Linked DNA regions of Homo sapiens: region 1 is linked to region 2. A link is an interaction called in ENCODE POLR2A ChIA-PET data of the cell type or tissue named here. Cell type or tissue: PC-3. All regions are shown on one strand. Links, peaks and the distances in the headings refer to the core of each region. The heading gives the core; the rest is flanking DNA.

The links. Peaks named below come from ENCODE experiments on the same cell type or tissue, not always from the same donor. Only the 100,000 strongest peaks of a DNase experiment are listed, where the experiment ranks them.
Region 1: POLR2A ChIA-PET joins it to region 2 with 17 read pairs; 4 of 35 experiments call an interaction of 5 or more read pairs at or near these places.

Annotation. Positions count from the first base shown.
Region 1 is chr7:101,157,476-101,166,959 of GRCh38, forward strand. It overlaps AP1S1 (adaptor related protein complex 1 subunit sigma 1), which reads left to right. Exons shown (of 5, transcript NM_001283.5): 3 at 1-10; 4 at 1,584-1,721; 5 at 3,044-3,801. The coding sequence ends at 3,091. MIR4653 (microRNA 4653) reads left to right here and starts at 1,998; the gene lies at 1,998-2,080. It overlaps VGF (VGF nerve growth factor inducible), which reads right to left and starts at 8,094. Exons shown (of 2, transcript NM_003378.4): 1 at 7,899-8,094; 2 at 5,034-7,388. The coding sequence starts at 7,368. The coding sequence ends at 5,521. RefSeq lists an enhancer at 1-85 and silencers at 5,263-5,352, 5,913-5,962, 6,123-6,262, 8,025-8,124. In PC-3, for the core only: no CTCF peak of the experiment used is centred there; a DNase peak (open chromatin) is centred at 2,536; H3K27ac peaks cover 2,253 bases.
Region 2 is chr7:100,936,926-100,948,729 of GRCh38, forward strand. LOC105375431 (a long non-coding RNA gene) reads right to left here. Exons shown (of 3, transcript XR_007060457.1): 2 at 9,642-9,826; 3 at 5,134-5,411. Among named protein-coding and RNA genes, the nearest start is that of MUC3A, 6.7 kb to the right of the region's middle. RefSeq lists an enhancer at 6,676-7,225. In PC-3, for the core only: no CTCF peak of the experiment used is centred there; a DNase peak (open chromatin) is centred at 5,556; H3K4me3 peaks cover 508 bases; H3K27ac peaks cover 1,039 bases.

The DNA.
Region 1 (9,484 bases), core at 1,388-3,887, 220 kb after region 2:
CTTTGGCAGTGTAAGTCTCCTCTGCCCACCAGTTTCCATTCCCAGCAATCCCCTTTGGTAATCCACCAAACTTTGAGGCCCCTCCAGTCTCTGCCCTGGAAGTTTCAGGGGAGAGGTGAAGTTGGAGCAGTAAGAACAGTAATTAATTTCCCTTTTTAAGCTTTAAGCCTATTAACCATGTCCCATAATCGTCCCTGAGTGGGGAAACTGGGGGCAGGATCAGGCACTTAATCTCCACTTAGAGCTTAGCTCGGACTTTTCACACAGAGACCAAGTTCAGATGTTTTGATTAGTTCAAATTTTTATTTTTTTAGAGACACAGTCTCACCCTATCACCTGGAGGAATGCCGCCTATGGCTGGAGTGCAGTGGCACAATCGTAGCTCACTGCAGCCTTAACCTCTGGGCTCAAGCCATCCTCCTGCCTCAGTCCCCTGAGGAGGTGGGACTGCAGGTGCACACCACTATGCCCAGCTAATTTTTGTATTTTTTTTTTTAAGAGATGAGGTCTTGCTATGTTGCCCAGGCTGGGTCTCTAACTCTGGGGCTCAAGTGATCCTCCCACCTCAGCCTCCCAAAGTCTGGGATTATAGGCGTGAGCCACTGTACCCAGCCCCATATTCAGATTTTTATCACTGGTTGCTGATCTTGGATTTGCATTGGAGTTTTCTGGAGAATTTTTTTGAATGGCAATGTCCAGGTTCCACTCCCAGAGATTCTGAATTAACTTATCTGAGGGACAGCTCAGATCTTAGATGGGGCGTAGTAGTAACTCCATAATTTGTGTTATAAAGTGCTTTTGCGTCCTCTCGTTTGCTCCTTATCCCATCCTAGCAGTAGGTGTTGGTATCCCCATTTTTGAGGCCAGAAAACTGAGACTTAGAGATGTTTCATGACTTGTTTAGCTAGATGGTTAGTGGCAGAGCCCTGCTTGGAACTCAAGTCTTCCACCCCATGGTCCAGAATTCCCTCTTTCCCTGCCCCACAGTGTCCAGGAAGCGGGGCTACCACAGCCTTTGGTGGGAAGAACGTCACAGATTTTGGGGGGAAGGCAAGGGGAACCATAGACAAAGGTAGATAAGGCAACTAATGTTTCATGATCAGGAGGAAAGATGCAAGAGGAAGAGGGAAAAAAACTGATCCAAGGCAAGGCGCGGTGGCTCACGCCTGTGATCCCAGCATTTTGGGAAGCTGAGGCAGGTGGGTCACTTGAGGCCAGAAGTTCGAGACCAGCCTGGCCAACATGGCAAGACCCTATCTCTACAAAATATTTTAAAAATGAGGTGGGCGTGATAGCATGCACCTGTAGTCCCAGCTACTCAGGAAGCTGAGGCAGGAGGATCACTTGAGCCCAGGAGTTTGAGGCTGCAGTGAGCTGTGATCATGCCACTGCACTGCAGCCTGGACGACAGAGCAAGAGACCCTGTCTCTAACAAAATAACGAAACAAAAAAACTGAAAAAGCTGACCAATGACTAAGGCTTGGAGGTTGGGGGCAGAACCCAAGGTGGGAGGCACGGTCTTGAAAAGGAAGTGGCTCCAGTTGCCCCTCCATGCTCAACTTAGCCTCTCCCCGCCCTCCCAGGTGTGCGAGCTGGACATCATCTTCAACTTTGAGAAGGCCTACTTCATCCTGGATGAGTTTTTGATGGGGGGGGATGTCCAGGACACCTCCAAGAAGAGTGTGCTGAAAGCCATCGAGCAGGCTGACCTACTGCAAGAGGTACGGGCCAGGGACAGTGAGGAGGAGGAGGAAGCGCACAGTGGCGGACAGGGTCCTCCCTCCCCTGGACACCCGGCCTGCCCTGCCCACCGTCGCCAAGGAGCCCCCCCTCCCTGTGGTATCTGACCCCCACCACGCCCAGCTCTCCAGCTTACTCTCAAGCCCTGACCCCATGGGGTGGGAGGTAGGGTGGCAGATAGCCCACCTGTGCACCCCTCATTCCAAGCTCTGTCCTTCTCCCAAGCCCCCAGATGTCTCGTGGCCACCCAGTCTCCTTTGTCCAATTCTCTGAGCAAGGCTTAACACCAAAGGGTTAAGGGTTTGCTCTGGAGTTAAGGGTTGCTTGGAGAATTGGAGAAGGGGCACCTGGTAGGTCATTCTTTTCTTCCCTGATTTCTTCCCCCACCTCTCTTTTTTTTTTCTTTTTTTTTTTTTTAACACACACATACTCCAAAGCCTCTGCGTCTCAGGAGGAAAAGGCTATGGGGATTTGGGGGCTGGCAGAGGGCACCTGGATGTTGGTTCTCCCTGCTCCCCAGCGCCCCCGCCCTCACCCCATTACTGCCTGCCCCCTCTCTGCTGTGCCATCACCGAGCCCTGGTGCAGGGAGATGAGTCACCGGAATCTGCAGTGATGAGCGAGCCCGGCCTGAGCTGGCTCTGAGGAGGGGGAGAGATGGGGGGCGAGGGAGGGCTCATCTTTGCAGTGGGAGAGAGGGCAGAACTGAACTTGCCACCTCACTGGTCGAGCTTCACCTTCCCACACACGCACACACACACACCCTGGCGCGCACACACACACACACACACACATGCCCTGGCACACACACCCATCGTGTCACCAGTGTTGCGCTCAGACCCTAATGACGCATCTCCCTGCAGCCTGGTTCACCTTCCCTCAGGGACCTGGCACTCACCTCCCTCTGCCTTTTCCCCACTCTGAAAAACAGGACCCAGTCAGCTGTACCCCCCAGGGCCCCAGAAAGATCCCCCACCTCCTTGTCCCGGCTTCACTCCCTTTACCCCCAGGTGTCAAGGCGGGGCCCCTGCTTACCAAGGTCCTGGCTTTGGGTTCTCTGGGTGGTGACGGACTCAACCTGGACCCCCCCTGCCACTGTTGGCTGGCTCTGGGGCTGGCCCTGGGAGGCTGGTGGGTGCCCCATGAAGGGCTCACTGGTCCGGCCTTGGGCTCACATTGGCTTCTCTCCCCCTCCCCCGTGTCTGTGCCTCCCCCGTCTGACTCTTCCTCGTGACTGCTGTCTTGCCCACCCTGTCGGCCTCTCCTGGTGTCTCTGCGTCACCCTCTGTCTGTCTCTGCCTTAGGAGGATGAGTCGCCACGGAGTGTGCTGGAGGAGATGGGTTTGGCATAGCCCCTGCTGGGCCGGGGTGTGGCGATGGGGTCCTGGCAGCGTGGCGGGAACGGCTGCTTCTCCTCTGCCCAGGGCCCTGTTCTTGGTGGGACTCGGCTGCCCCTCCTCTGCTGCCTCACCTTTCGGAGTGAGCTGTGGGCTCAGGCCCTTCAAACATTCCCTCCCTCCACCCCCTACCTCCACTTTCCCCTTTTCCCACTGAAGGTTTTAGAAGCTAGGAGGCAGGAAAATGTGACCCAGATGGGGGTGCTATTTGGCTTTTATTCCCTGCCTTTGCAGAACTGATGTCACCCCAGATGTCCTTCCCTCCCTAATAACTGTAAATATATAAATATGTCAGGTTAAAGGGAAAAGGTGTTCAGGGCACTTCTTGTCCTCTCTGTCCCATAACCTACCTCCACCCTCCCCCTAGCCAGCCAGGCAGCTTCTCTGCCTGGGAGGGGAGCCTGGACCCCCCTCTTTCTCCTTGGCTGCAGTGGGGCCTTTATCCAGTGCCAGGGAGGAACAACATAGTTAATTTTTTTCTAACCTTGCCACTTTGAGGGAAGGAAGGGTTGGGGGAAGGGCAAGCTTTATGGGACCCTGGTCCTGGCCCTGGCCTTTCACTCCAGTTCTGGGTGAGGCAGGAGCTGGGAGGGGTGGGGAGGGGGAGGGGGAAGTGTCTGCCTTTATGTCCTTTCTTCTGAAATAAAAGTAAAAGCATTTCTGGACTTTGCTGGCCTTGGGCTCTGTGAAGGAAGGCAGGGCTGCTGGCATCATCGGGAGGCCAAGGGGATCCTGCCAGCCTTGGGAAGAAACGGAGAGCACGCAGTTAAATGAGAATTCCAGATACACAACAAATCATTTTAGGGATAAATGTGTTGCATGCAGTGTTTGGGACACATTTAACTCTAAAACTGCATCTGTTGTGTATCTGGAATTTCAGATTTCATTTCCTGTATTTTATCTGGCCACCCTACCTTAAACGGATTTTTATGCCCAATGCGTCTCCAAACGGGCTGCCCCCAACTCCCTGAGCTGCCTTTATGGAAGGAGGAGCAACTCTTCAGGATGCGGGTCTGTTGTGGGTGATTTCGTTTGCCCAGTTTAGTTTTATTTGAATCAGTTCACAAGTACCTGCGATTAGAAAAGGCTTAAGATGGGAGGCCAAGGTGGGGAGGTCGCTTGAGCCCAGGAGTTCCAGACCAGCTGAGCAAGCTGGCAAAACCTCATCCCTACAAAAAATGCAAACATTAGCTGGGCATAATGGTGCACACTTGTAGTCCCAGCTACTCAGGAGGTTGGGGTAGGAGGATCACTTGAGCCCAGGAAGTCGAGGTTGCAGTGAGCTGTGATTGCACCACTGCACTCCAGCCTGGGCAACATAGTGAGACCCTGTCTCAAAAAAAAAAAAAAAAAAAAAGTTAAGAAGTGGCTTTAGCCAGCATGTCTCTGTGGCTGCCACTCCCTCCTCCCCGCATTTCTTGCAAAGTACCTAGGACCAGGAATGTAGGGATCAGTGGAGGGAGGTGGGTGGGTGAACACAGGAAACTCCGGCATTACCCGCGCGGCCCCAGGATCTTGGGAAAAAGGAGCCCACTGGCACCCAGAGTTGTGGCACCTTCTGCGGGTCGCCTTTTTCTTTTGAACCAGAGGTCGCTGGACTGATCGCAGACAATTGGCTCTTTTATTGCATTCCGCTGGGCCTCTCTCTGTCAAGCCCTGGGGAAAGATGACTTTACCACCAGCCCCCAAGCTGGAAGTGGAATTTCGGGTTTCTTAATGGGTGCGAGCCACATTCTTCTCCTCTAAAAACAGTTTGAGGACTTTCCCCACTTACCCCTTGCCTTAGTTTGGGGGCAGGAAGCAGGAGGAGACGGGGACTGTGGCTGGCGCTTCCCTCACCGCCCCTTGGGAAGGACCACACAGGCCCAAGGGGACGGGTGAATAACCGAGAACAAAGTCCTAATAAAATAGTCACTTTTATTTCTTAGCAAAACTATTTCCTCCGTGAGGGGTATTTACAACAGAGAAAGGAAAGAAGGGGTCAATTCACAGCGACTTGGAGAGGCTGGAGGGGCTCGTGGGAGGCCCGAAGGGCTGGAGACAGACACACTTCACACAATTAACTGGAACTGCTTTTTCCGGTTTCCGACGGGGACGTCCCCAGAGGGACTTGATGGGGCCGGGGCCCCGCGTGGCAAGGGAACTCGCACAAACCACCCGCCCTCCTGGGCTGGCCCCCGGTCACCCGCGGGTGAGCTCTGGGAGTTCGGGCTCAGGACCCGGGAGGGGGGTCTGGCAGGTCCCGACGCAGCCCGGGGACAGGGGCAGGGCCAAGGGGCAGGGCCGGGGCGCATGCAAACACCGAGGGGGAGCGGGCAACACGGAGGGGGGCGCCGGCGCGCGCGCGCGGCGGGGGCGCGCGGGGGCGGGACCGGGAAGGGCAGTCACGGGCGCCGGAGCAGCACGTGCTCGATGTAATTCTCCAGCTCCTCCTGCTCCTGCAGCCGGCGCTCCTCCGCCTCCGCCTCCTCCTGCGCGCGCCGCGCCTGGGCCTCCCGGCCGGGATAGTGGCGCGAAGGCGGCAAGGCGTGGTGGTAGTGGCGGCGGCGCAAGGCCGAGGGCGGCTGCAGTGTCCGCGGCCGGATGTAGTTGGGGAAAGGGTGGTACGGCCCTGGCGGGTACACCTCGTCCTCCTCCCGATCCCAGGGCGGGAGCACCTCGTTCCAGTCCGGCAGCTCGTCTCGTGCGGGAGCGGGGGCGGGGGGCGGGGGCTGCGGGGAGCGGACGTGGGTGGGGGCGGGGGCGGCACGGGGGGGCGGCACGGGCTCGGGAGGGGCGTTCTTCTTCCGCTTCCGCTTCTCCTCCACCTCCTCGATGATGCTGACCACGTCGTCCGCTGGCAGGTGGAGTTTGGTGGACAGCTCAATGAGGCTGTCGATCGTCTGCGGATCCATCTCCTCGTCGTCCTCCTCCTCCCCGCCCTCCTCTGTCCCCTCGGCCTCCTTCCGCCGGTGGCCCGGCGTCTCCTCCTGGGAGCGCTTGTCCTCGGCGCCGGCTTCCCCGTCCTCCTCCTCCGCGAACAGGAGCGCGTTCTGCCGCGCCCTCTCCGCCTCCTCCGCCTCTGCCTCCGCCTCGGCCGCCTCCTCATCCTCTTCCCCCACCCTCTCCTCCCCGCCGCGTCTCTCCTGCTCCGCCTCCTCCTCCTCCCTTGCACTCTCTCGCTCCTCCGCCGCCTCCTGCAGCCCCCGACCCCCGAGGCCGCGCTGCCGGGCCCCGCCCTGCAGCAAATACTGGAGCAGCAGGTCCGAGGCGAGGTCGGCCAGCCGCTCTTCCTGCGCCGCGGCCTGCCGCGTGGCCTCCGCCTGCCGCCGCCCGGCCTCCACCTGCGCCAGCCCTTGCTGGAGAAGGCGCTCGCCCGCCTCGGAGCCGCCCAGGAGTGCGCTCTCCGGCCGGCGCGCCTTGGGGAACGGGGCGGCCACGCCTTGGTACGCCTTGGACAGGGGTGCCAATGCCTCGCCTAGGTGTGTTTTGGGGGAGGACACTCCTTCCCCGAACTTGTGGGTTTCGGGAAGGGGCCCGCTGTCGGGCATACGCGCCTGGAATTGAGAGGGGGCCGGGGGCGGCAGGGGCGCGCGCTCCGGGACACGCGCCTGGAACTCTCCCCAGGAAGCGCGCCATACGCGCTCTGGCCCCGGGCTCTCCAGATTCACTCGGGTCAGCGTGTGCGTGCGGGTTTCCGTCTCTGCTGCCGCCGTCTCCTGCTGGCGCTTGGCGCTACTTGGACTGAAATCTCGCAGTTCCTGGAGCAGGGACGCTAGCGCCTCGAGCTCCTCGGAGGGATCGCTCGCCTCGGGCCCATTCTCCGGAGTCTGAGGGCGAGGCGGAGCCGCGGGCTCCGGGCTCTCCGGCGCCGGGAGGCTGTGGGTCTGGCTGCGCACGGTCTCGGTCAGCAGAGCTTCAGCTGCTTCTTCCTCCGGCCCCTGCTGGGAGCCGCTTGGTGCCGGGGGTGAGGCGGGACGGTCGAGTGCCTGCAGCAGCACCGCGGCCAGCGCCCGGGGATCCACGCCCTGGAAAAGCTCTCCCTCGTCCTGCGGCTCGGAATTCCGAGCGCCTCGGACCTCTGGGGCGCTGCCATCCTTTGGCCCGGGCACTGCGTCCCCGGCTACCGGCTCTTTATGCTCAGAGCTGAGAGGAGGAGGCTGCGCCTCAGGGCGACCAGGGGGTGCTGCCCCTAACCCGTTGATCAGCAGAAGGCAGAAGAGGGCGGAAGCCGACAATCTGAGGGCTTTCATGACCAAGAGGCTGCCGGAGACTGAAAAATAGAAGGGACCAAAAAAAGAGGATTTCTGTAAGAATTCCCCTCTCTAGGTCTACGTTCCCTTCCCCCACCTTTCAGCAGGAAACCCGGGGCTTCCCTGATCCCCCAAACCTTACCCAGAAGAGGAACGTTTAGGAGCAAAGGAGGAAGATGTTGTGCCGATCTCTGGAGCCGTGTAAATGGGAAAATAACCCCCGAAGCCCTCGCTTACCCAGGGCCTCCTCGGCCCCTTCCCTGAGCCATCTCACTGCCATCGCCCACGTACTAAGCAGCAGCAATATGGGGGAAAAAAAAATCTCTGCTCCCTCCCCGTAGGACTCCCCGGATGGTGCGTGGGCGACTTCAGCAGCAAGAGAAAAAGCTGCGACTCCCCCGTTTACCGGGGACCCTTACCAGGGGGCTCCCCGCTGTGTTTGCAACACCCCCATCGAGAGGAGAGAGAACCCTCCCTCACGCCCACGGCTGGCTGCCGAGGGTTTGAGGGACGAACAGCGGAGTATTTACCAGCTGGTGTCACGACGCGAGAGGTGGAGAGGAGGGTCGGGGCAGGGTGGGGACAGGGGAAGATCGGGACGCGTCCGCCTCGGCTCCGAGCGGTGGCCGGGGTAGGAGCGACGGTCGAGGTCTGGCGTCCCGTGGGCTGGGCTCAGCTGGGTCGGCGCGGCTCCGGGCGGCTAGCTCGCTCCGGCTTCAGCACGCTGGACAGCGCCCGCGCCTCCACCGCCTTATAAAGGGGAGCGCGCGGGGTCACGTGGGCGCGCCCCGCCCCATTGACGTCAATGTTCATTCATGGGGAAGCGGGCGGCCGCCCGGAGGAGGAAGGACGCCCGACGATTGGAGGGTGCCTGCCTCTCCCGGCCTGCGCCTGCGCGCTGGGGCCTTCGGCTGAAGGGGTGTGCGCTAGCGGAGCTCCGGGAAATGAATGAATGAATGAATGAATGAAATGCTGAAGCGGGCAGGGCGGGGGGCTATGAATGAATGAAGGAGGGACGAGGAGAAAAGGATGAATGAATGAATGGGAGAATGAATGGAAGGGTGGATGCAGAGGCGCTGGAAGGCGGGAGGGTGGGTTGCAGAGCAACTTGGAGCTGCTGGATGGAGCCCGCGTTGCTGAGTGGAATAGAAAAAGGGTAGTCCCAGCGTCTGACTGGGCACCAGTGGGAGCTCAATACTGGGGAGGGGAAGGATAAAGATTCAAGAGCCGACCAGGGGGCCGGGTTCCCCACCCCGAGACCACGCGCCCAAGGACGGCGTGAACCTGAGTGCAGAGGGACAGATCTGCACGCCTGCGGGCGCTGTCCGCGAATCGGCAGTGCGGGTGGCAGCCCCCTGACAGGGGCAGATGGGTGGATCTTGCGGTTTTGGTAATCCCATCGGGAAGGGTCCGAGTCGGAAGAGAAAAGGGAAAGAATGAGGATGTGTGTGCCTCTGGGTCGTGTCTGTTTCACGATCCGTGCTGTGTCTGGAGAAAAAGGTGTGTCTGTCCTTCTGTCCCCTGACTGCCGCTTGTGTCAAGGCCCCCCGCTGTGCCCCCTTCGGCCCATCTCTTCCCACACTCCCCCAGTCGCTTTCCCTCCTGCCGCTCCCCTCCCCCAAGGACGTTTGGAGGGCGAGACCAGAGCAGGTGGGGAGGGGGTTGCGCAGGTGGGGGGGGGGTGACTCAACTCCAGCTCTCTCCACCGCTTAAAGGGAAGGTTTGAACGCGATGGGAGGGGGACCTGCAACGTCAGAGATAGCCCCTCTCTGCCACCAGCCCCTTCGACCGTATCTCCTGCCAGAGAGGTTGGGGCTGGGGGCTTGGACAGCTAGAGGTTCCGGGGGTGGGGGGCGATGACGCACAGATTTGCGCAAAGAGAATCCATCAGAGAGCTGGGTCCGGTGAAGGGAGACCAGCCGTGGGCGGGGGTGGGGGGGAGGACGGAAATGGGGAGGGGGCAGGGGAGAGGAGAGGGTGGCAAGGGGGGCAGCCACTGCAGGAATGAAGGGGAGGGAGGGAGGAAGCCTGGAGGGGGCTGCGGTGCTGGCAGAGAGCGGTGCGGGGGCGTGGGCAGGGAAGGGGGGAATGACAATGACACACGCCAGACACACAC
Region 2 (11,804 bases), core at 4,244-6,743:
AGAATAAGCGTTATTTGGTTTTTTGTTTCTGCGTTAGTTAGCTCAGACTAGTGGTTTCCAGCTGTATCCCCGTTGCTGCAATGGACATGATTTTGTTCTTTTTTATGGCTGTGTAGTAATCCATGGTGTATGTATACTGTATTTTTCACCATAGATGGGCATCTAGGTTGATTCCATGTCTTTTCTATTGTGAATACTGTTGTGCCATGGGTGCAGGTGTCCTTTTGGTAGAACAATTTATTTTTTGGGGGGATAGTTACCCAGTAGTGGGGTTGCTGGGTTGGTTGGTACTTCGACTCATAGTTCTTTGAGAAATATCCGAACTGCTCTTCGTAATGGCTGAACAATTTACATTCTGACCAACAGTGAATGAGTGTTCCCTTTTCTCCACAGCCTTGCTGCCATCTGTTTTTTTTTTTTTAAATATATGAGGAAAGTCTTGCTCTGCCACCCAGGCTGGAGTGGAGTGGCATGATCATGGCTCACTGCAGTCTCAGACTCCTGGGCTCAAGCAATCCTCCTGCCTCAGCTTCCTTAGTAGCTGTGACTATAGGCACACACTACACCAACACACACAGATAATTTAAAATTTTTTTTTTTTTGGTAGAGATGAGGTCTCACTATGTTGCCCAGGCCGGTCTCCAACTTCTGACCTCAAGGGATCCTCTAGCCTCTGCCTCCCAAAGTGCTGAGATTTCAGGCATGAGCCACTATACCTGGTCTTTTTTTTTGACTTTTTTTTTTTTTTTTTTTTTTGAGGTGGAGTCGCACTCTGTCGCCCAGGCTGGAGTGCAGTGGGGCCATCTCAGCTCACTGCAACCTCTGCTTCCCGGGTTCAAGTGATTCTCCTGACTCAGCCTTCCGGGTAGCCAGGATTACAGGTGTGTGCCACCATGCCCGACTAATTTTTTTGTGTTTTTAGTAGAGACGGGGGCCAGGCTGGTCTCAAACTCCTGACCTCGAGTGATCTGCCAGCGTCAGCCTCCCAAAGTGCTGGGATTATGGGTGTCAGCCACCATGCCCGACCTTTCTTGACTTTTTAACAAAAGCCCTGATAAATGTAGTTATACCCTGACTTTGCCTCACTATAGGCCCCTGTGCCCACAAACTTCCTATGGTCACTTTCCTAATATCTAAGTGTAAAATTGAGATTAATATCCTCACCACCCTGCAGAATTCCCACACTGACTTCCTAACCTATAGAATAAGAAATGTTAGGATGAGACCAGTGGATGGCTCTTGTCAAAATAGTAAACCAAAAGCAATTCTGCACTGCTGCATTTAATCACAGTGATTTTTTTTTTTTAAAACAGTGTCTCACTATGTTGCCCAGGCTGGTCTTGAACTCCTGGGCTCAAGTGATCCTCCCGTCTCCCAAAGTGTTAGGATTACAAGTGTGAGCCACTGTGCCCAGCTGAAAGATTCGTCTTGACATAACAAAGAATCGCCCTCCAAAACCTATTAATGATTGGCCGGGTATGGTGGCTCACACCTGTAATCCCAGCACTTTTGGAGGCCGAGGTGGGCAGATCACCAGGTCAGGAGATCGAGACCATCCTGGACAACATGGTGAAACCCCATCTCTACTAAAAATACCAAAATTAGCTGGGTGTGGTGGCATGTACCTGTAATCCCAGCTACTTGGGAGGCTGAGGAAGGAGAATCACTTGAATCTGGGAGGCAGAGGTTGCAGTGAGGTGAGATTGTGCCACTGCACTGCAGGCTGGTGACAGAGCGAGACTCCGTTTCAAAATAAACAAATAAACATATAAAAAAAACCTATTAATGACCTTAGCTTTATAGATGTACTTAGTGCCATGGTCTGAATGTTTGTGGCTCCCCGAAATCCATATATGTTGCCATCTTAACCCCCAAGGTGATGATATCAGGAGGTGGGGCCTTTAGGAGGTGTTTTAGTCTGTTCTCACATTGTTATAAAGAAATAACTGACACTTCGGGAGTCCGAGGTGGGTGAATCACTTGAGGCCAGAAGTTCGAGACCAGCCTGGCAAACATGGTGAAACCCCTCTCTACTAAAAAATGCAAAAATTAGCTGGCAGTGGTGACACACACCTGTAATCCCAGCTACTCGGGAGGCTGAGGCAGGAGAATCACTTGAACCCGGGAGGTGGAGGTTGCAGTGAGCCAAGATCGCACCACTGCACTCCAGCCTGGATGACAGAGCAAGACTCTGTCTCAAAAAAAAAAAAAAAAAAAAAGAAGGAACTGAGACTGGGTCATATATATGTTTAATTGGCTTAGGGTTCTGCAGGCCATGCAGGAAGCATGGCTGGGGAGGCCTCAGGGAGCTTTTACTCATGGCAGAAGGCAAAGCCTGAGCAGGTGTCTTCACACAGCCAGAGCAGGAGGAAGAGAGAGAGTGGGGAGGTGCCACACACTTTTAAACAACCAGAGCTCATGAAAACTCTACCACAAGAATAGCACCAAGGGGATGGTGTTAAACCATTTATGAAGGATTCACCTCCATGATCCAATCACCTCTCACCAGGCCCCACCTCCAGCACTGGGGATTACATTTTAACATGAGATTTGGGTGGGGACACAGACCCAAACCATATCAGGAGGTGATTAGGCCATGGTGGTGGAGCCCTCATGAATGGGATTAGTGCCCTTATGAAAGAGACCCAGAGGCCAGATAAGGTCATACCCATAATCCCAGCACTTCGGGAGGCTGAGGTAGGTGGATCACTTGAGGTCAGGAGTTCGAGACCAGCCTGGCCAACATGGTGAAATACATCTCTACTAAAAGTACAAAAACTAGCAGGGCATGGTGGCACATGACTGTAGTCCCAGCTACTTGGGAGGCTGAGGCAGGAGAATCATTGATCCTGGGAGGAAGAGGTCGCAGTGAGCCCCAAGCCTGCCTGGGTGACACAGTGAGACTCTGTCTCAGGAAAAAAAAAAAAAAAAAAAAAAAAAGGAGACCTAGAAAGACCCTTGCCCTTCTACCATGTGAAGACACAGAAAGAAGGAACTGTCTATAAGCCAGAAAGCAGGATCTCACTAGACACAAAATCTGCCTTGATCTTGGACTTCCCAGCCTCTAGAACTATGAGAATAAATGTCTGTTGTTTATAAACTACCCAGTTTACAGTATTTTGTTGCAGCAGCCTGAACAGACTAAGATACTTTGCTGATTTTTTTTTTCTTTTTTGTAGCTGTCCTTTAATAGGTTGAGGAAGTTCCTTCTATTTACTAGTTTTCGGAGAGCTTTTATCAGTAATGGACGTCAGATTTTGTCAAATGCTTTTCCTGCATCTATGGAAATGATCATGTGGTTTCTCATCTTTAGACTGTTGACATAAGAAATTACATTGATTCATTTTCAAATGTTTAACCAGCTTTGTATCCCTGGGATTAACCCCACTTGGTCATGATGCATTATTTTTATGTATTGCTATGTTTTATTTCATAATATTTCCTTGAGGATTTTTGTGTCTATATTCATTAGGGCTATCGGTCTAGTTTTCTTGTAATGTATTTGTCTTGGTTTGGTATCAGAATAATGCTGGGCTCATAAACAAAGTTGGGAAGTGTTCCATTTTCTGAAAGAGTTTGTGTACAGTTGGTATGATTTCTTCCTTAAGTGTTTGCTGGAATTCAATAGTAAAGCAATTCAGTCATATTAGCAAGCTTAGATCTTTCTATAGGAAAGACCGTGGTATGATTTTTTTTATTATACTTTAAATTCTAGGATACATGTGCACAACATGAAGGTTTGTTACATAGGTATACATGTGCCATGCTGGTTTGCTGCACCCATCAACTCGTCATTTACATTAGGTATTTCTCCTAATGCCATCCCTCCCCCAGCCCGCCAGCCCCCAACAAAGTCCAGTGTGCGATGTTCCTGCCCTGTGACCAAGTGTTCTCATTGTTCAATTCCCACCTATGAGTGGGAACATGCAGTGTTTGGCTTTCTGTCCTTGCGATAGTTTGCTAAGAATGATGGTTTCCAGCTTCATCCATGTCCCTGCAAAGGACATGAACTCATCCTTTTTTATGGCTGCATAGTATTCCATGGTATATATGTGCCACATTTTCTTGTCTTTTTATTCATTTTCTTTTTTTGAGATGGAGTCTTGCTCTGTCACCCAGGCTAGAGTGCAGTGGTGCAATCTCGGCTCACTGCCAGCTCTGCCTCCCGGGCTCATGCCATTCTCCTGCCTCAGCCTCCTGAGTAGCTGGGACTACAGGCGCCTGCCATCACGTCTGGCTAATTTTTTGTATTTTTAGTAGAGATGGGGTTTCACCACGTTAGCCAGGATGTTCTTGATCTCCTGACCTTGTGATCCACCCTCTTCAGCTTCCCAAAGTGCTGGGATGACAGGCGTGAGCCACCACATACTTTTAAATAAAACGTACACCTCAATAAATTCACTAAGACCAATCATGCTATAGATATCTGGGCTTGCAATTCAAGAATAATATCATTAAAATAAAAGTTTTAAGCACACACTTTAAGATCACCAATGGTGGAAAACCAGTTTTAACAATAATATATTTATTTTTTATTTTATTTATTTATTTTTTGAGATAGAGTCTTCCTCCGTTTCCCAGGCTGAAGTGCAATGGCACAATCTCAGCTCACTGCAACCTCTGCCTCCTGGGTTCAAGCAATTCTTCTGCCTCAGCCTCCCAAGTAGCTGGGATTACAGGTGTGAGCCACTACACCTAGCTAATTTTTTTTTTGTATTTTTAGTAGAGACCGCGTTTCGCCATGTTGGCCAGGCTGGTCTTGAACTCCTGACTTCAAGTGATCCACTCACCTTGGCCTCCTAAAGTGCTGGGATTACAGGCATGAGTCACTGCACCTGGCCTAAAAATAATGTATTTATTATTATTTTATTTTTTAAAACACAGAGACGGCTGGGTGCAGTGGCTCACTCCTGTAATCCCAGCACTTTGGGAGGCTGAGGCAGTTGGGTCACCTGAGGTCAGGAGTTCAAGACCAGCCAGGCCAACATGGTTTAAAATACAAAAATTAGCAGGTCGTGGTGGCATGGGCCTGTAATCTCAGCTACTCGGGAGGCTGAGGCAGGAGAATTGATGGAACCTGGGAAGCGGAGGCTGCAGTGAGCTGAGATTACACCACTGCACTCCAGCCTGGGCGGCAGAGTGAGACTCCATCTCAAAAAAAAAAAAAAATTAAAAATAAATAAATAAATAAACTGAGAGTAGCAGTTTACGGTCTCCGCTACTCAGCAAATCCATCTTTTGGTTTCATTGTTTTGTCCCAAAGCTTCAATCAGGCTCTTGGTGACTGTTTACTGTCTGGTGTAAGGAGCAGGCCAGTGGCACCCTTGGTATTTATAGGAGGGCGATAGTTGCCTCCAGATCCACTGAATGTGGCAGGCTAGTGTTCACAGAACTTTCAGATGCACCAGACTCTAGGAAGAAGACAAGAGGAGACAGAAGAAATTAAATTAATCAGAGAAAGGCAAGATCCCATTTCCCTGATTTGATATGACTTCGCTGAACCTCCAGAAAAATCCTCAAGCTGACCTGGGCTTCCGTTTACGCAATCCTCGGAAAACAATGACCATATGAGAAATGTTTGCACAAGCTTTGAGTTGTTTTTAAAACCCCATAAATCCATAAATGTTGACATTTATTACTCTTAATGTGAGCATTCTTTCTAAGAGGATATGTTCCATATTTAAATTTATGAGGTTATTTTTCCTCCTTAGAATCAGAAACGATAGCATATTGCAAACAGAAACTGGCAGGCTCTTGCTCTCTCCCTCTCTTCCTTCTCTTCTCAAGCTTGGGTGTTTGCATTCAATCATAAAGGGTGTGATGAATTCTTCAAAACTGCATTAAAGCAGCGGCCATAAATGAAACTGCCAAAAAGAACGTGAAAAATAGTACTGGCTGCTTTCTGAAATGTCCCTGTGTGACCTTAGGTTTCTGGAGATTTTGTGCAAGTGTGAATTAAGCATTTGATTTTATCTTAGGAATAATGATGCTCGCATGAAACAGGCAAGGAAGGACAGAAAGAGAAGGAAAGAGAGAAACTGATTGAAGAAAAATAAACTTCACATGGAACAAACTTCACATGAAAACATGAGATTTTTTCTTTTTTTGGGATGGAGTCTCACTCTGTTGCCCAGGCTGGAGTGCAGTGGCACGATCTGGGCTCACTGCAGCTTCTGCCTCTAGGGTTCAAGGGATTATCCTGCCTTAGCCTACCAAGTAGCTGGGATTACAGGCGTGCACCCCCCATACCTGGCTAATTCTTGTATTTTTAGTAGAGACGGGGGTTTCGCCATATTGACCAGGCTGGTCTTGAACTCCTGACTTCAAGTGATCCACCCATCTCGGCCTCCCAAAGTGCTGGAATTACAGACGTGAGCCACCATGCTTGGCCGAAAACAGAAGTTTGAAAAAATTTATTGAAAAACATTTTGCCTATGATTCCAGTATCATAAACATACTATAGGACTCCAAAACCCAATAAAATTATACTGTGATCCTGAAAGTATCTTAAGAGGCATTTAATATACAATGTCCATGAATATCAGGTTGAACAGTGTGTTTTTAAAATATACATTTGTAAATGCTGTTTGTATATTACATATATTAACCCTTTGTCTGTCATTCAGATTGCAAACAATTCTGCCACTACTTTGTATTGTTTTGATAACTTTCCCCCACAAAATGTTACTTTTTAATGTAGTAGGATATGTGTAATTTTATTTTTACAGCTTTCAGCTTTCTTGTTTTGATTAAAATAGTCTCCTCAGCTCCCAAATTATACATATAGTCTCCTAAATTTTCCTTTGGAATTTTTAGGTGGTTTTTAAATTTTATTTATTTTTATTTTTTGAGACACAGTCTCACTCTGTCGCCCACCTGGGCTGGAGTGCAGTGGCGAGATCTCTTTGTGTGGCACACAAGGCCCCACCAGGGGTCTGATCCTGCTTGATGGGATCTTGATTTGCATAAACCATACCCCTGCTGGGATCCCAGCTGTGGTAGATTGTGTTATTGTTGAAAATATTTGCTTTCTCTCCCTTGGGTAGATCATACCTCCCTGTCTCGCTGATATCACGCTTGATGTCTGACTGGCAGTGCCTCTCTCTGATAGTATTTTATATCCAGGGCGACCTTGTGACTTGCTTTGGCCAATAAAATTTGGGTGGAAGGGACGCACATCGTCTCTGGAAAGAAGCTTCAAGAGCCAGCTGGTGGTTTTGCCATCTGTCACCCTCTACCACCATGAGACTGGCAATGTCCCAGACGGGGGTGGTTTGGCCAGCCCAGGTCCCAGAGTGAACATGGCATGGATGAGAGCACAGACATTGAAATGGGCAAGCGGCATGAGCAAGAAATACACCTTTGCTGTTGTAAGCCATATAGCCTTTAGGACTGTTTGTTACTGCAGCATAACCTGACACTTTCTGACTGCTACACCAAACTCGCTGGCTTTGAGAGACTTTACCCTTTTTTGCTTTTTTTTTTTTTGAGATGGAGTTTTGCTCCGTCTTGTACAGGTTGGAGCACAGTGGCATGATCTTGGCTCAATGCAACCTCTACCTCCTGGGTTCAAGTGATTCTCCTGCCTCAGCCTCCTGAGTAGCTGAGATTACAGGCGCCTGCCACCACGCCTGGCTAATTTTTATATTTTAGTAGAGATAGGGTTCACCATGTTGGTCAGGCTGGTCTCGAACTCCTGACCTCAGGTGATCTACCCACCTCGGCCTCCCAAAGTGCTGGGATTATAGGCGTAAGCCACTTCTCCCAGCCGAGGAACTTTACTCTTAAAGCCAAGTATCAGCTTGTCATCTACCCATCAAGCAAGCTGATTCCCCCTACCCTAGCCACCATGACTTCAGAGACAACTCTTGTGGGTCCCTGGACTCCCATCAGCTGATATTATCGGGACAACTGTAGCTGCAATTCACATAATCACACAGTGGCCAACCTTCCCAACCTCCTCCTGCCTCACTCACTCCTCCTGGGAGAAAGACTGACCTATTCCCCAGCCCTAGTTTCCTTTTTTTTTTTTTTGAGACAGTCTCATTCTGTTGCCCAGGCTGGAGTGCAGTGGCATGATCTTGGCTCACTGCAGCCTCCACCTCCTGGGTTCAAGCGATTCTTGTCCCAGAGCCTCCCTAGTAACTGGGACTACACAGGTGCGTCACCCTGTTCAGCTAATTTTTGTATTTTTAGTAGAGACGGGGTTTCTCTATGTTGGCCAGGCTGGTCTCACACTCCTGACCTCAGGTGATCTGTCCAGCTAGACCTCCCAAAGTACTGGAATTACAGGCGTGAGCTACTGTGTCCAGCCCATAGCCCTAGTTTCAACATGTCCCTCCCTAATCCTTGATATTTGGGGGCTGGTCCCGGCCTGTACGTTTCTGGATTCACGTCTTCCCCCAGGTACCTGTGACAAAAGTGACCTTGGAGGGAGACCAGTGCCCCCCACTGACTTCCTGTGCATTCCATTTCAGTGTCACTAGGAAGGGACCCGATGGCAAGTGTCACTGATGATTGGGCCGACACTGCCATCGTCAGCATAGTCTTCCCACAGCTCTGCTCCTTCCTTCTCCCCAGCAATCCTCTTGCCTGTCTTGAGCTCTGGCTGGAATCTGATTAATTTCTGGAGCCAGCTCCCAGTCTCAGTTGTGTGTGGGCAGCCTACAGTCAGCAGCATCTGACATTACAGCCATGTCTCCCAACCCCAATAGAACACTCTTTTCTCTTCCATCTTCTCCAGCTTCCCCACGAAAGCTGGACCCCAATGTGGGCATGGGGCATTCTCAAACCGCAGACAGAGGATTCCTGCAGTCTTAGCTCATCCATCACCTCCCTGAGTGGGGCGGGGCTCCTACCCAGGCTCTGCAGGGAAAGTGGCCACTTGTCCCCATTCAGAATGCAAAGATGTCACCTTTCCCTCTCCCTTCTGGGCAGGCGTTCAAATGACTGTGCTCCCAGCTAGGAGATAGTAAGTTTGCATCATGGGAGAGATTTCAGTAATGAGCACCATTAATTTCAGGAGTGGGCCAGATGTGGTGGCTCACACCTGTAATCACAGCACTTTGGGAGGCCAAGGTGGGAGGATTACTGGAGGGCAGGAGTTTGAGACCAGCCTGGCCAATATGGTGAAACCCCATCTTTACTAAAAATACACAAAAAAATTAGCCAGGTATGGTGGCACATATGCCTGTAACCCCTGCTACTTGGGAGGTTGAGGCAGGAGACTCTCCTGAACCCATAGGCAGAGGTTGCAGTGAGCCGGGATCACTCCATTGCACTTCAGCCTGGACGACGGAGTGAGACTCCACCTCAAAAAAAACAAAAAACAAAAAAAATTCCAGGACTGGAAAAGGTCACTTCCTGATTGCACATGACTTCCTGGAGGAGGTGAGGAAGGTGTAGAACTGTAAAGGAAAGGTGGGATTTTCACAGGTGAGAGAAAGCGGAGGAGCAGGAGGGCACTGCAGGTGTAGGAATGGCTCAGGCAAGGGCCTGGAGTGGAGCAGAGGCTGAGGTTGGGGGTCTGGTGGCTGGAGCAGAAGGGGGTGTGGGTATTAGAGAGGTGATGGACAGAAGGGGTGGTGGATGGGGGTAGATCTGGGATCCATCTCCCCAGGAGCCTGGTGATCTTTACTTACAACAGGAATCCATTTTCCATTTACGTCTGTGTCTCCAGAACAGTGATGGGAATTTTATGGTGTTTGATACTTAAAAAAAAAAAAAAAAAAGACTGGAAACCCCCGAAACCTCCAGCTTGGTTTGCAGCGTCTTGGCTGGCTGTGGTGCTTGACCATGTGGCTCAGCAGTTTCCACAGAGACTGCTCTGAAAAACAACAACAAAACTTTTTGCAAACGAGTATCTTCATGCTGGGCAACTTGATCAAATGTATTAAGAAATTGAAGTGGAAGACCCCAAGAGTAGCCCTGCTCCCTGTTGGCCCCTCCCCTGAGTTACCCCCAGTGGTGTCATTGTCGGGCTCTGAGCTCCACCTCATTTGGACTCTTTAGCTTTTCATTTCTTTGCTCACTTCCTCAACTTGACCACACACACTGAGGCCAGGGCTATACAATGTGTCCCCTGGATTTTGGTGCAGCCATTTGCACAACCGATGCGCAGGCAGTGTCACTTGGTGGGTATGCACAGCGCCTCTTATTTAGGGTCCCTTCAGTGACTCTCGATAAGGACAAGGTCCCCCAGGAGACATGAGAGGCACAGCCCCTCACGAAGATCTCCCAGCGGGCCTGGCCTCAGAGAGTTCGCTGGCTGCCTTTGCAATCCTGTCCCTTGGGCCTGCTGGGAAGAGGAAGAGCTGCAGTTTCTCTCCGCAAAGCTTCTTCCCTTAGGGATGGTCAGACCTATTTAGATCTATTTTTCTTTTTATCTTTTTTTTTTTTTTGTAGAGATGGGTCTCGCTATATTGCCCAGGGTGGTCTTGAGCTCCTAGCCTCAAGTGATTATCCCGCCTTGATCTCCCAAAGTGTTGGGATTACAGGTGTGAGCTACTGTGCCTGGTCTGACCTAATTTTATTTTATAATTTTTTTTTGAGACGGAGTCTCACTCTGTCACCTAGGCCAGAGTGCAGTGGCGGGATCTTGGCTTACTACAACCCTCACCCCCTGGGTTCAAGCAATTCTCCTGCCTCAGCCTCCTGAGTAGCTGGGATTACAGGAGTGCACTATCATGCCCGGCTAATCTTTGTATTTTTAGTAGAGACGGGGTTTCGCCATGTTGGTCAGGCTTGTCTCAAACTCCTGACATCAAGTGATCCGCCCACCTCGGCCTCCCAAAGTGCTGGGATGACAGATGTGAGCCACTGTGCCTGGCCCTGACCTAATTTTATATTCATAATTTTTTTTTTTTGAGACAGGTTTTTGCTTTGTCACCTAGGCTGGAGTGCAGTGGCTCGATCATGACTCTTTGGAGCCTTGACCTCCTGGGCTCAGGTGATCCTCCCATCTTGGCCTACCAAGTAGCTGAGACCACAGGGGCACACCACTATGCCTGGCTAATTTTTTTTGTGTTTTTTTTTTTTTTTTGGTAGAGATGGGGTCTTGGCATGTTGCCCAGGCTGGCCTGGAACATTTGGGCTCAAGAGATCCTCCTGCCCCGGCCTCCCAAAGTGCTGGAATTACAGGCGTAAGCCACTGAATCTGGCCTGAGCACAGTGTTCTGTAGGGTGACTATTCCATCTTCTTTCTGGGTTGAAACAATCGTTTGGGCTGTTTCCAATTTCCATCAAAATTGCCATAATCGAGAGTCAATAAACATCCTCATGAATGCTGCCTTGAAGGGTTTCTTGGACACAGAGATGGAGGGTGAAATTGCTGGGTCCTAAGGCACTCATTTAAAATTTTAATAGATGCCACCAAATTACCCCTTTAAAGCAACCCAACCCACCTACACACCCACCAGCTGGATAAGAACATTTGTTTTACTTTATCTTGTTTTTGAAATGAAGTGTCGCTCTGTTGCCCAGGCTGGAGTGCAGAGGCACGATCTCAGCTCATTGCAACCTCTGCCTCTGGGGTTCAAGCAATTCTCCTGCCTCAGCCTCCCAAGTAGGTGGGATTACAGGTGCCCACCCCACGCCAGGCTAATTTTTGTATTTTTAGTAGAGATGGGGTTTCACTATGTTGGCCAGTCTAGTCTCGAACCCCTGACCTCAAGTGATCCTCAAATTACTCTTTTAAAACAACCCAACCCACCTACACATCCACCAGCTGGGTAAGAACGTTTATTCTTCACACCTTTGCCCAAACTGGATAGGTCAAACAATGTGCTGGGTCCAAACCAGTTTTT